Regions from separate parts of the Homo sapiens genome. Here region 2 is linked to region 1. A link is an interaction called in ENCODE POLR2A ChIA-PET data of the cell type or tissue named here. Cell type or tissue: PC-3. All regions are shown on one strand. Links, peaks and the distances in the headings refer to the core of each region. The heading gives the core; the rest is flanking DNA. Region 1 has its middle 78 kb from the start of CYP26A1. Region 2 has its middle 130 kb from the start of CYP26A1.

Evidence for each region. ChIA-PET counts read pairs that join two places held together with the same protein. Peaks named below come from ENCODE experiments on the same cell type or tissue, not always from the same donor. Only the 100,000 strongest peaks of a DNase experiment are listed, where the experiment ranks them.
Region 2: POLR2A ChIA-PET joins it to region 1 with 6 read pairs; 3 of 35 experiments call an interaction of 5 or more read pairs at or near these places.

Annotation. Positions count from the first base shown.
Region 1 is chr10:93,150,894-93,153,810 of GRCh38, reverse strand. No RefSeq gene overlaps it. Among named protein-coding and RNA genes, the nearest start is that of CYP26A1, 78 kb to the right of the region's middle. In PC-3, for the core only: no CTCF peak of the experiment used is centred there; a DNase peak (open chromatin) is centred at 1,540.
Region 2 is chr10:93,203,323-93,206,239 of GRCh38, reverse strand. No RefSeq gene overlaps it. Among named protein-coding and RNA genes, the nearest start is that of CYP26A1, 130 kb to the right of the region's middle. In PC-3, for the core only: no CTCF peak of the experiment used is centred there; no DNase peak of the experiment used is centred there.

The DNA of each region.
Region 1 (2,917 bases), core at 153-2,652:
GGAGCCAACATCTTGTGAGGGCCTTCTTGCTGTATCATCTCATGGCAGAAGGCAATGAACAAGAGAGAGCAAGAGAGAGAGCAAGATTTCAAACTTGCAGCTTCAAGCCCTTTTCTAATCTGCATTAATTCATTCATGAAAGTGGAGTCCACATAACCTAAACACCTCCCAGTTAGGCTCCACCTCCCAACACTGTTGCATTGGGGTTAAGTTTTCAATACATGGTTTTTGGAAGACACATTCAAACCATAGCAGGAGGTAATTAGGTTTAGATTAAGTCATAATTGCAAGGCCCCCATGATGGGATTAGCAGACTTATCAGAAGGAAGAGAGTTCTCTCAGCCCTCCTCTCCAAAGGGCATGTTCCAAGAAAAGGCCACGTGAAGACATAGCAAAAAGACAGCCATCTGCAAGCCAAGAAGAGAGTCTTCCCCAGGAACTGAATCAGCCAGCACCTTTATCTTAGACTTCCAGCCTTCAAAACTATGAGAAATAAATTTTTGCTGTTCAAACCACCTAGTCTATGGTATTTTATTATGACAACCCAAGCTGACTAAGACACCTTTCAATTCTATTCCATTGATCTGTATTTCTATCCTTATGCCAGGACCACACTGTTTTGATTACTGTAACTTTATAGTAAGTTTTGAAATTAGGAAGTGTGAACCCTCCGACTTTGTTCATCTTTTTCAAAATTATTTTGACTATTTGGAGTCCCTTGCAATTTCTTGTGAATTTTAGGACTAGCTTTCCCATTTCTGCAAAAAAAGACATTGGTATTTTGATAATGATTGCATTGAATCTGTAGATGTCTTTGAGTGGTATTGCCATTTCAACCATATTAAGCCTTCTAATCCATAACACAGGGTGTCTTTTTAATTATTTAGGTCTTTTCTAATTTCTTTTGGTAACGTTTTATAGCTTATAGTATATAATTCTTGCACCTATTTGGCTAAATTCATTCCTAGGTATTTTATTCTTATTTGTTTGTTTCTAACTATATAAAAAAGTATTAATTTTATTAAATAGTTTTCTCAGCCTGTGATCCCCCATGATTATTTTCCTTTAATTTGTTAATATAGTGAATTATATTGATAAATTTCCTAAAATTGAACCATCCTTGTAACCCTGGTATAAACCTTAGTTGATCACAATGTATTGTGCTTTTTGTATATTGCTGAACAGAGGAGGGAAAGAATAGAGAAGCCCAAACTTAAAAAAAAAAAAACCAAAACTCAAACTTTACTTCTTAGCCTGCCTTGCTGAGTAGTCATTTGACACAGTTCTGGCCAACAAGACAAAAGCAACAGTTACTTTGTGGGGCTTCCAGGAAAAACTCTTTCAAAAGGAACTTATGTGGAGGGTCTAAGCCCCTCTCCCAGAAAAGCACAACTGGTTTGCATGGTGACTCACCTTGGGGTGATGAAGGCCCCAAAGTGCTGTGCTGGCCAACACATCTGAAAGGGATTTTGGAGAAAGAGCCCATTTTTTAACTTAATTCTTGGGTAAGGAATCTAATAAATGAGGTGACTAAACACCATTGGAATTTAAAGCTCTGGAAAAACACTCTCATCTGCCAGACCTATCCATCCCTATTTAATACCCTCAACACTGAGTAGGAGACCTCTTCTGTCATTGTGAGATGGGAGGCAATAATAGGGTGACAAAGCAGAGGGTGGGTTTTATGGACTCAGCTAGACCTGGGTTCAAGTCTTAGCTCTGCAAGTTCTGACTTGACCTCTCTGAGCCTCATTTCCCCACCAACTAAGTGGTGATAATGAGAGTTCCAACCCTGTAGGACTATTTGGGGTAAAGAATGAAATGAACTATTGCATGTAAAATACATGGCACAGTACTCACATATGAGCTGTTGTTATGCTTATTATCATTAGTATAATTTATGTATCAGTTTAAGTAGAATACAATAATGATTATGTTTTTAAAACAATGATGTGCTTTTGGAAAGTCCTCCATTTGAGTTACTTGAGGAGGTAGCATCATGTGTTACCACCCAAGGAAGTCATTGTAGCACCTGGTGACTGTTAGAGCCTCAGGAAAAGGAGCTAGAAGCTCTGGGTGAAACTGTCTGCCTTTAATGCAGAACCAACTTCTGTTACATGGTAGGGAAGCATAGACCAAGTAAGCAGAATCAAGAGTGGGGTCAAGCTGCAAGGAGTGGGGAGAGAGAGGCGAGCCTCCAGGGAGACAAGATGACCAGCCAGACAAAATGGCCTCCTCCCTGTCTGGGTGCTCAGGAGGTGGCCCAACGGCTGGCACACAGCAATAGATAGAGGGCAGGAACACTGGCCTGCCTCGGAGACAGATGCATCCATCATCCTCAGGCAAGCAAGCAGTTTTTAGTGGAAGGTGGTGACTAGAAGTCAGCAAGCAGTTTTCGGTTCTAAAAGGATTTCAAAGCCTGGACAGCCCAAGAAGCAGCAGAGCATGACCTGAAGCCTACACAGAGTGTCTGAGCTTGGGAAGATCAGCCGGAAGATCAGCCTTCTGAAGAGGCCAGGTGTCTTGCTCTAGAGCCTTGGCTGGGAGTGGGGTTGGGGCAGGGATGACTAGGCCACGTGAGAAGAGGAAATGCCTGAATACAGGGCCTTCTCCAGTGCATGGAGGATATTAGCGCTCTGCCTGGACCTGCTCGGATTGCTGCACCATCTTGGGGCATACTGGCTCCTACTGGCCTTTTCTTCACAACAGCTCCTGCACCTCTTTTAATGGAGGGCTCCCTTCTGGCTGTCAGAATCCTTTTCCCTGGGAATTTGTCTCTTTGGGGGCAGCCCTTAACCAATGACAATCGCCCCCTGATCAGGACCATCTGAGATGTGACCTGCATGCCTCAGTGCTACCCCGGAGGATGGAAACAAAGTGGCCTTATGTGGGACTGTGCTTGATAGTGCACCCCTGG
Region 2 (2,917 bases), core at 242-2,741, 52 kb before region 1:
TTCTATTATCTAATATTCATATTATGCCATATCATCTATAGCATCCACCAGCTCTGTGGTTTTGTTCACAATGGGCTCATCCATCACCTAGTTCAACATTTCTCAAATGTATCTTGCCAGATGCTCCTGAGAAAAAAGTTTCTGTGATCCAATCACGTGGATGAATGCTGATTACTATTCACTCTTTTTGAAGAGGCACAGTCCATATTAATATATTAAAAGTTTTGAAAATTTTGCTGTTGAAATTCAAATCCAGTTTAGCATTGCTTCCCATACTTATTTTGCTATGGAATCTCTTCCTCATGTAATACCTATTTAATCTATCATAGAGCTGGTATTCCACAGAATCCACTCTGGGAAACCCCAATCTATTTAACTAGTGTGGGTGCAAAAATGTCTTCTGCAGCCCACAGGACTTCCTTTGCAGAGTGTGCCAGGGCACAACTGTCCTTTTTTGTCCACACCTCACCCCCAATCTCCAACCTCCCTTCCTCCTTTTTGCTTTTTTCTCCATTTGGGTTTAGGTCACATGGATTCTTGGCTGTGGGCTAACTCCTCCACTGCCATTGCCTTGACACTTAAGTCCTCTTATCTAAGTCCTGCTTGGGGACCTTGGTCCAGCGGGGGTTCGGAGCGGCTCCCTCATCCCTATCTCTTCCAGGTACTAAAAGGGTCTGGGGACCCTCCAGGAGACAGACATCTACAAGGAAATATTCTATCACCAAGGAGCATCCACAAGCAGCCAGCATGATTCAGATCCTCCTACTTGGCTAGGGACACTGGAACTACTTTCCAAACGTGGGGTCTGTTGTGGGTTTAATTGTTTCCCCCCAAAATTTGTAGATGTAAGTCCTTACCCCAGTACCTCAGAATGTGACCTTCTTCAGAAACATAGTTGTTGCAGACATAAGTGATTAAGATGAGATCATACTGGAGTAGAGTGGGCCCCTAATCCAGTATGACTGGTGTCCTTATGAAAAGGGGGAATTTGGAGACAGGCGCGCACATGGGGAAAGCACCACATGAAGACGGGAGCAGTGCCTCCACTACCCAGGAACTACCAGAAGCCAGGAGTGTGGCTTGGAACAGATTTTTCCTTAGTGCCTCAGAGGTAGCACAGCCCCGACAGCAGCTTGGTCTCAGACTTCCAGCCCCCTGAATGTGAGAGAATCAATTTCTGTTGTGTAAGCCACTCTGTGTGTTGTACTTTGTCACTGCAGCCCTGGCACACTCGTCCATGGGGGAGAAGTCTCTGCTTCTTCTCCTCTGGATTCACCAGCAGTGGTTCCTGACCCAGCTCCCTCACAGTGGGAGGAGGTGGAGATATTGGAGCTGATGTGCAGAGCCTCCCCAGTCCCAGGCCCTCTCTTTGTTAGGACGTGATCAGTTCTCATGGCACCCTGGTGGCTGTGTGGATAGACTCAGGACCCCTCTTCTGGCAGAAGTGTTTGTGTCCACTTCTTGAGTTCCACAGTGTCTCTGACCTCTGATGATCATAGTCAGTGGGAGTGGTACTCCCAGCTTCCCTCTCAGGCCCCATGCTCAGACTGACCCCTGACCAAGCAGTGAGGATGTCACCTGGCTGGGAAAGCATCACTGACAGGGACAAGCCAAAGTCCTACCCAGAGGCAGAACGTGAGATCCCGACCCCTTTGGGACGCAGTCAAAGCTACAGGCCTTCCCCGCCACTCAATCATGCTGCTTCTTCTGCATTCTGATTTGTTGCCGTGGAGAGAAGCAGGATGCGGCCCCCTGTATCCAACACCAACAAAACCACTGTATTTGATAATTATTAATCAGATAGACAAGGGGTTTCTTAATCTTGGCACTATTGACACTTGAGCCAGATAATTCTCCTTGTAGGGGCTGTCCTGTGCACTGTAGATGTTCAGCAGCATGCCTGCCTCCTACCCACGAGATGCCAGTAGCAACCCCCGCAACCAAAAATGTCTCCAGACATTTCCAAATATCCCCTTGGGGGCAAAATCTCACACAGTTGAGACCCACTGAAATAGATCAACCTCAATACACTGATGCTACTCTGAGGTCCTTCCAATCCAAGGTCATTTCATTATTTCAATGATTTTAGGTTTTTAAAATGTATTTACTATTGCCTGATCTCAATTATACAAGAAAAACCTACAAAAAAAAAAAAGACTAGAAGAAAATGTTAATGCATGGTTGTCTCTGAACGCTGGGTAGTGAATTTGTGAGTGAATTGTCTTTCTATTTTTCTGAATGTTTCTTTTATTTGCTATAGTAAACATGTATTAGCTTCATACTTGAAAATAATCTATTTGACTAGTGACCTAGGTATTTTCATGTTAAATGCAATAATAAGACCCTATTGCACACAGGATTAAAAAACTGGTTGAGTATAACCAAAGCAAAGTGATAAAGGAGAAAGAGGCACAGTTTAAATCCTGGCACTTCTACTCACTTAACTAGCCATGGGCATGCTGTTAATATCTGCCCTGCTAGGCCGAGCCAAGGCTGAGTGTGGGAATATTTGTAAAGCATCTAGAATAGTAGGGGTTCAATACATGGTGGCTCCCACAGTTATTAGGCTCCCTTCTGGTTCAAGACTCGAGGGCCCTCTTCATCCTGTGCCTGTGGTACTGCAAAGTCCTCTCCATACAGAGTTACCAGCATGGATGTGGAAAGCCCAGGAAAGCCTTCCTGGGTAAGTGGGTCCTTTTTCCCAACCCTTCCAGACTCAGGGACTCTTCTAGAAGAAGAATAATGGCAATTATCATTTATAGTATTATTATTTTATCCCACAGTTTTCACAGATGGCCCTTCTTCTTCTCAAACACCCTATGAGGTAGGAATAATAATCCTCTTTTCAGAGATGGAAAACCAAGCTCAGAGAGGTTATGCAACTTCTCCAAGGCTGCACAGCTGGTAAGCAACAAGA